2 separate regions of the Homo sapiens genome follow, and region 1 is linked to region 2. Evidence: read pairs that join two places in POLR2A ChIA-PET (ENCODE). Cell type or tissue: Caco-2. All regions are shown on one strand. Region 1 overlaps NUP98 (nucleoporin 98 and 96 precursor). Region 2 overlaps RHOG (ras homolog family member G).

Region 1 (4,000 bases), 120 kb after region 2:
TGTAAGGCATACAAAATGAATAGGATACAACACTTGAACTCTGGTATTAATATTAGAAGTGGTACACCACCACTCTTGTAGTCATCTTCATACCGATATTCCTGATACTTCATTTTCTAAGCATTTGTTTTTAGTAAATGGGTAGTAGCTGTTTTTTATTATTATTTAGTACGGTAGCCCTTTAAGACCTGCATAAGACTTGGTTCGTACCACTGGACTGTAACTTAAATAAGTTAGTGATTCCTAGCTTAAGTGTGAAAATGAGATTGGAAATAATTGATGTACCATGGTAATTTAAATAAATGCAGTCTGACTCTAGAACCAGATATTGAGTTGTCAATGTAGGAGTGACTCCTTGCTCTTAAGCTTATGGGGCAAAACTCAAGTTTATGACACATGCAGAATAATTCCAAGGCAGCATAGTTACCATTATTCACTATTTATGTGTTAGGTGGCTTTCTGGTCTTATATATGAAGCGCTTTTACTTTAATTGGTTACTTTAATTGGTTATGTTTTACAGGAAGGCTGAAGTTACATTGGATGGAGTTTGGCCAACAGATAAAACATCTCGTTGTTTAATAAAGAGCCCAGATCGCCTTGCTGATATCAACTATGAAGGAAGATTGGAAGCAGTTTCAAGGAAACAGGGAGCTCAATTCAAAGAATACCGGCCTGAAACTGGTTCTTGGGTGTTTAAGGTATAGTCATTTAACCCAGTTCAGACTTTTATAAACTATATTTGGAGTCACATAACGTTTATGTTGGAAGGGATCCTTTGCTAAATTCTATTGATTGATTGATGGGGTTCTTGCTCTGTTGCTCAGGCTGGAGTACAATGGTGGGATCATAGCTCCCTGCAGCCTCAAATTCCTGGGCTCAAGCAATCCTTCTGCCTCCGCCTCCCAAGTAGCTGGGATTATAGGCATGCACTACCATGCCTGGCTACTTTTTAAAATGTTTGTAAAGATCGAGTTTCTCAGTGTTGACCAGGCTGGTCTCCAACTCCTGGGATCAAGCAGTCTTCCCTCCTTGGCCTCCCAAAAGTACTGTGATTACAGGTGTAAGCCACTATACCCAGCCAAATTCTCTTTATTTTTAGAAATTTGGAGAGAGATGTACAGATACATTATGATTCACTCCAAACTACAAACCTAGTTAAAATTCAGCAGTAATGAGTTCTTACAAACTGTGGGCTCGTGATTCAAGTCCTCTACCCAACTCCTATGAGGATTTATAAATACATTTCTAAGGTGTAGTTTTTCTAATGTTTGTCATCATTAGGGACTTCAGTAATTCATCAGGCAGGTGTCTATTGGATCAACTCTTCCTATGTAATTGTCATTCTTACTTTTAAAGATTTTTGGAGATGAAGAGGTTGACTGTCCGTAATAGTTTAATCCAATGATTTCCTCCCATTCTAGGCTGGTTGAATTATTTAACTTGTTAAAGGCCCTTGGGTAGATAGAGGATAACAGGCAATATATGTCTGTGAAAATAATAACAAGTCTTTGGATTAAGTTTCCTATATTAATGATTACAGTTTAAATGACATTTTAATGTATATTATGTAATCTTTATTAATTTACTAGTATGAGCAACTAGAGCATACATCAAACGTCTTCTAAATCTTAGATAAAAGTGTGATAGGTGATATATTTTGCTTTAAATACTTAGATATTTCTCCCCTTTTCTTTCTTTTTTCTTAAGGTAATGCTGCAAGATTGCAAAGGCAGGTATTGGGAAAGCATAATGTTTAAGTTGTTTTGTGGGGTTCTTCTCTTCCTTAGGTCTCCCATTTTTCTAAGTATGGCCTTCAGGATTCTGATGAAGAGGAGGAGGAGCATCCGTCTAAAACTAGTACAAAGAAGTTGAAGACTGCTCCTTTGCCTCCTGCAAGCCAGACTACGCCCTTGCAGATGGCTCTTAATGGCAAACCTGCACCTCCACCTCAGGTAGAGAAAAAAGGACAGTGAATTTGAATGGAATCCGTGATACCGAAGTTGAAAGCAAGTCATTCAGCTAATACAAAGCTGTTTTATGACCCTTGGAACTTTGAAGAGTACAAACATTGGCAATCACGTTGAAACAAGTGCAAGGGAGGGCGTGAGGTCTTGCAGGCATCTGTCTTTTTACTGGAGAGATTTAAAGAATTCTCTTGCTGTTTGGATTATTCCTCTACAGATTGTCATTTTTAAACCCTTTGTTCTCTCTCATTTGGACTTGCTGAATTCTCTGCTCAGTGATTAACTTAAGATTTGCTCATGTGGGTTCATGCACAGTAAATTCTGCCTTTATTGACTACCTGATGTGCAGTTTAATCTTTTTCTTTACCTCCATGGTTTTTTAAAAGTTAAATTAGCTTTCTGAAAGGGTTTTTAATCTCCATTTTTTTAAAGTTGTTTGCTTATACTTCGGGTAACCTTGATATTTGTATTTTAATAGTACATAATCTTTATGAAAAATAGTTTGGGAATGTAAATGAATTATTATTTGGCTTGGGGAGATTAGGGCCTACATTGTTTATCGCAATTACTTGTATCATTGATACGGGATTTCTTTGTAAAGCATCCTCTACCTCTCAGCTGCTGAAAGCTAGACCTTTGGTATTTTCCATGCTATAATTCTTATGGCTGCTGAAATGTGTGGTTTTTATGATTTATTAAATAATCTCTTAGGAGGCATTTCTGGAGAATGTGTGTATATACATGTTTGCGCGTACAGGGGAGGGGAGGGTATGATAAATGTGGGAAACTGGAAATATATTGACTTTTATGTTTATAATCTTGGTAGCATTTAGAATGCCCCTAAGAAATCTCCATTGACAAATGAAATGCTATAGACTTGGTTTTCCAGTTATCCATATTCATTTTGTCTGTCATATGCTTTGTATCATCTCCTTCTTTCCTAATTTTTTATAACCTTATATATATATTTATTATAAATATATGTATTTCTGAGGGAAAGAGTCAGATGGCCTTATTTTCTGTAACAAAAGTAATATGTAGGATCTTAAAGATAACCTCTTTCCAGTTGGCCCAGCTGAAAAAGAAAAGCTTCATTTATGGACAGACAGGAAAATGTTTGTAATGTTGACAGTAGTTTCTAGGTTCTTTAATTGCCAGAATAGAAATAGTAGAAAAATAACTATAAACTCCTATATTGACACTTGTGTTTGTGAGAGCTCTTTGAAAAATTGAGCACCCAAAAATTTCAGATCAAGGTTCTAGCAAAAAGAGGTAGTAAGGATTTAAAATGGGCAAGTAGCTTTTTTTTTCCTTGAGAAAGAGTTGTCGCCCAGGCTGTAGTGCACTGGTGCAGTCTCGGCTCTCTGTGGCCTCTGCCTCCCAGGTTCAAGCAGCCTCATTCCTCAGCCTCCCAAGCAGCTGGGACTACAGGGCATACCACCACACTCATCTAATTTTTTGTATTTTTAGTAGAGAGGGGATTTTGCCATGTTGGCCTCAACTCATGTTGTCTTGAACTCCTGGCCTCAAGTGATCCTCCCACCTTGGCCTCCCAAAGTGCTGGGACTACAGGCGTGAGTCACCATGGCTAGCCTAAAATGGGCAAGTAGCTTTGACTGAGGAAGTGGAAATGGTCTTTGACCTTTTGGTTGGGAAGAGCAGAAATGAGAGAAATGGATAGAGGTATTTAAATGTCCAGACTTTAGGTTTTGTTTACTTGCATTATTTTCTAAGGCCTTGAGCTTGGTATGTTGGAGCAGAAATGTAGGACTCTAGAGAATTCTTTCATATTTATTGCTCACTGACCCAAGTGAAGCTGATGGGAAATGCCAGTGGTTTGTTATTAGCACCAAAGACCCTACATTTTACTTTGCATGGGGAAACTACTTGTGCCGTTTGAGTATACTGGAAATAGCAGTCTTCTCATCTCTGTGTCAAGATGACTGCATACCATCACCTCACCCCTTAAAGAGGTTGATTGCAAAACTTCAGCTTCTTTTTTTCTTGGGGGAGAGAGGCCTGTTTCTTTAGGTAT
Region 2 (4,000 bases):
ACCCTGGTAATTTTTTCATTTTTTGTAGAGTCAGGGTTTTGCCATGTTGCCCAGGCTAGTCTCAAACTCCTGGGCTCAAGCGATCTACCTGCCTCATTCTCCCAAAGTGCTAAGATTACAGGCATGAGTCACCGTGCCTGGCCTCATTTCATATTCTGAGCAATTGTAATGCAATAGGCAAGATTATCCCCATTTTACAGATGAGAAAATTGAGGCTCAGGGAACAAATATATTGCCAAGATCACATATAACTAGTTGGTGGAGCTGTGATTAGAATACCTGCGAGTCTTACTCTAGCATCTATGTTCTTAATGATGGTATTTTCTATCCAAGAGTCTGGAAGTCTCTAAAATCTTTCAGAGGCACATGCCAGGATCTCAGGAAATGGACAGAAGATTGAGGGGAAAGTCAAGTTTTTGTCTTACTCTTGACTTCATCCTTCCTAGTTGGGCCTGAAAGATTTGCTCCAGGCCGGGCATGGTGGCTCATGCCTGTAATCCCAGCACTTTTTGGAAGGCCAAGGCGGGCAGATCACAAGGTCAGGAGTTCAAGACTAGCCTGACTAACATGGTGAAACCCCGTCTCTACTAAAAATACAAAAATTAGCTGGACGTGGTGGCATGCGCCTGTAATCCCAGCCACTCGGGAGGGTGAGGCAGGAGAATCGCTTGAACCCGGGAGGTGGAGGTTGCAGTGAGTCAAGATTGCGCCACTACACTCCAGCCTGGGCGACAGAGCAAGACTCCGTCTCAAAAAAGAAAAAAATTTGCTCCACCCCACCAAGGGCCTTGAGAGAAGATACTAATGTCTGGGAGCCTCAGCCTCTACCTCATTCATCATAACATACCCAGACCCCAGTCCAAATCCCAGGTCCAACTGAATCTCCAGTATTCCCCTGCATTGAATTGGCAATCTGAGTGTACATGGCCAGATAGGGTTTTCAGTACTTACAAGAATGATGGGGTGGCCAGGTGTGGTGGTTCACGCCTGTAATCCCAGCACTTTGGAAGGCTGAGGCAGGTAGATCACCTGAGGTCAGGAGCTTGAGACCAGCATGGCTAACACGGCGAAACTCCATCTCTACTAAAAATATAAAAATTAGCCGGATGCAGTGGCACCTGCCTGTAGTCCCAGCCACTCGGGAGGCTGAGGCAGGAGACACTTGAACCCAGGAGGCGGAGGTTGCAGTGAGCTGAGATCACGCCACTGCACTCCAGCCTGGACGACAGAGTGAGACTCCATCTCAAAAAAAAAAAAAAAAAAAAATTTCCCCATTGCCAGAATACCCTGGATTGGGATAGGGCAGCTCTCTAAAGAATTGAGCCCCTTACTCAGCAGGTTTCTTAACTGTGCCTTTGGGTTTGTACTCAGTAGCCAAGATACCAGGTTTGGAGAGGGCAGGGTGGGCCCTGAGTTGAGAGAGGTTCTACTTATGGCTGCATCACAGAGTGACCTGGGACAGCTGTCCTGTGCCAAAACACTTTCCAGTCTCCTGGTGGAAAGGGTCCATATTTAGTAGAGGATCTAGTAGATCCCTAAATTTGTGCACTCTCCTTTTGTGTCTGTATAGCCTGGAAAAAAAAAATAGCTAATACTGGCCAGGCGCAGTGGCTCACGCCTGTAATCCCAGCACTTTAGGAGGCCAAGGCGGGCGGATCACGAGGTCAGGAGATCGAGACCATCCTGGCCAACACGGTGAAACCCCATCTCTACTAAAAATACAAAAAATTAGCCGGGCGTGGTGGTGGGTGCCTGTAGTCCCAGCTACTCGAGAGGCTGAGGCAGAATGGCGTGAACCCAGGAGGCGGAGCTTGCAGTAAGCCGAGATGACGCCACTGCACTCCAGCCTGGGTGACAGAGTGAGACTCTGTCTCAAAAAAAAAAAAAAAAAAATAGCTAATACTTGTGGACGAGGCACTGTTTTAAATGCTTTACATGTATTATATAATGCTCACAATGACCCAGTGAGGTAGATATTATTTTATCCTCATTTTACTGGTAAGAAAACTTAGGCATACAGAGGTTAAGCAATTTTTTCAGGGTTACACAGCTAGGAAATAGCAAAATCAGGATTTGACCTTAGTTTGTCTGGCGCCAGAGTTTATGTGCTTTCTACCACATTATACTGCCTCTTTGCTTGGCCTCAGGGCCTTTCATTGTGTGTCTTTCTGATGACCGTCTTGATGGGACTTTGGGATAGTGTCAGGTTAAGGGAACAGGAGCCGGTTTCCCTTTGTGTGCCCCCATCTTTTCTTCCCAATAGGCAGAGGCCTCCCTAACCAAGAATGTCCCCTTTCATCTGTCCACAGGTCACTGCAGCCAGAGGGGTCCAGAAGAGAGAGGAGGCACTGCCTCCACTACAGCAACTGCACCCACGATGCAGAGCATCAAGTGCGTGGTGGTGGGTGATGGGGCTGTGGGCAAGACGTGCCTGCTCATCTGCTACACAACTAACGCTTTCCCCAAAGAGTACATCCCCACCGTGTTCGACAATTACAGCGCGCAGAGCGCAGTTGACGGGCGCACAGTGAACCTGAACCTGTGGGACACTGCGGGCCAGGAGGAGTATGACCGCCTCCGTACACTCTCCTACCCTCAGACCAACGTTTTCGTCATCTGTTTCTCCATTGCCAGTCCGCCGTCCTATGAGAACGTGCGGCACAAGTGGCATCCAGAGGTGTGCCACCACTGCCCTGATGTGCCCATCCTGCTGGTGGGCACCAAGAAGGACCTGAGAGCCCAGCCTGACACCCTACGGCGCCTCAAGGAGCAGGGCCAGGCGCCCATCACACCGCAGCAGGGCCAGGCACTGGCCAAGCAGATCCACGCTGTGCGCTACCTCGAATGCTCAGCCCTGCAACAGGATGGTGTCAAGGAAGTGTTCGCCGAGGCTGTCCGGGCTGTGCTCAACCCCACGCCGATCAAGCGTGGGCGGTCCTGCATCCTCTTGTGACCCTGGCACTTGGCTTGGAGGCTGCCCCTGCCCTCCCCCCACCAGTTGTGCCTTGGTGCCTTGTCCGCCTCAGCTGTGCCTTAAGGACTAATTCTGGCACCCCTTTCCAGGGGGTTCCCTGAATGCCTTTTTCTCTGAGTGCCTTTTTCTCCTTAAGGAGGCCTGCAGAGAAAGGGGCTTTGGGCTCTGCCCCCCTCTGCTTGGGAACACTGGGTATTCTCATGAGCTCATCCAAGCCAAGGTTGGACCCCTCCCCAAGAGGCCAACCCAGTGCCCCCTCCCATTTTCCGCTACTGACCAGTTCATCCAGCTTTCCACACAGTTGTTGCTGCCTATTGTGGTGCCGCCTCAGGTTAGGGGCTCTCAGCCATCTCTAACCTCTGCCCTCGCTGCTCTTGGAATTGCGCCCCCAAGATGCTCTCTCCCTTCTCCAATGAGGGAGCCACAGAATCCTGAGAAGGTGAATGTGCCCTAACCTGCTCCTCTGTGCCTAGGCCTTACGCATTTGCTGACTGACTCAGCCCCCATGCTTCTGGGGACCTTTCCTACCCCCATCAGCATCAATAAAACCTCCTGTCTCCAGTGGCCCCGGCTCCTCCCTGTGTGCTGGGCATTAGCGGGTGGGCATGGGCTAGGGCTCCCCAGAGACTGGGAGCCTTTTGTTTCTTCTAGTAGACAATAGGCTTCATTGTGGTCCCCTCACCCCTCAATTTCCCTAACAAAGCTCTAGGCTCCCTTGGAGGGGGCAGTCTTGCTCTGGGGCCCAGTCACAGATGCTGTAGTGGACTCAGACACAAAACCTGAGGAAAGACTTCTTGATCTTAGGGCTCAGAAAGGGAGAGGTTCAGAGCCATTAGTCTAAAGGCAGATGCTCCCACAGTCATGCATGTGACAGCTGTACCTCACATCCCCAAGAGGACAGCTTTAACAACAAGAGTTGGAATTTGAACCCAGGTCTCTGTCTCAACTGAAGACTTCCAGGTACCCTAGCTTGCAGTCCTAGAATCATTACAGATAGCTCACTCACTCCTGCTCACCAAAATAAAG

The links. Peaks named below come from ENCODE experiments on the same cell type or tissue, not always from the same donor. Only the 100,000 strongest peaks of a DNase experiment are listed, where the experiment ranks them.
Region 1: POLR2A ChIA-PET joins it to region 2 with 6 read pairs; 2 of 35 experiments call an interaction of 5 or more read pairs at or near these places.

Annotation. Positions count from the first base shown.
Region 1 is chr11:3,710,517-3,714,516 of GRCh38, reverse strand. It overlaps NUP98 (nucleoporin 98 and 96 precursor), which reads left to right. Exons shown (of 33, transcript NM_016320.5): 19 at 522-699; 20 at 1,789-1,953. Among named protein-coding and RNA genes, the nearest start is that of CHRNA10, 41 kb to the right of the region's middle. In Caco-2, no CTCF peak of the experiment used is centred here; a DNase peak (open chromatin) is centred at 2,006.
Region 2 is chr11:3,826,516-3,830,515 of GRCh38, reverse strand. It overlaps RHOG (ras homolog family member G), which reads left to right. Exons shown (of 2, transcript NM_001665.4): 2 at 2,310-3,538. The coding sequence starts at 2,378. The coding sequence ends at 2,953. Among named protein-coding and RNA genes, the nearest start is that of RHOG, 12 kb to the left of the region's middle. In Caco-2, no CTCF peak of the experiment used is centred here; no DNase peak of the experiment used is centred here.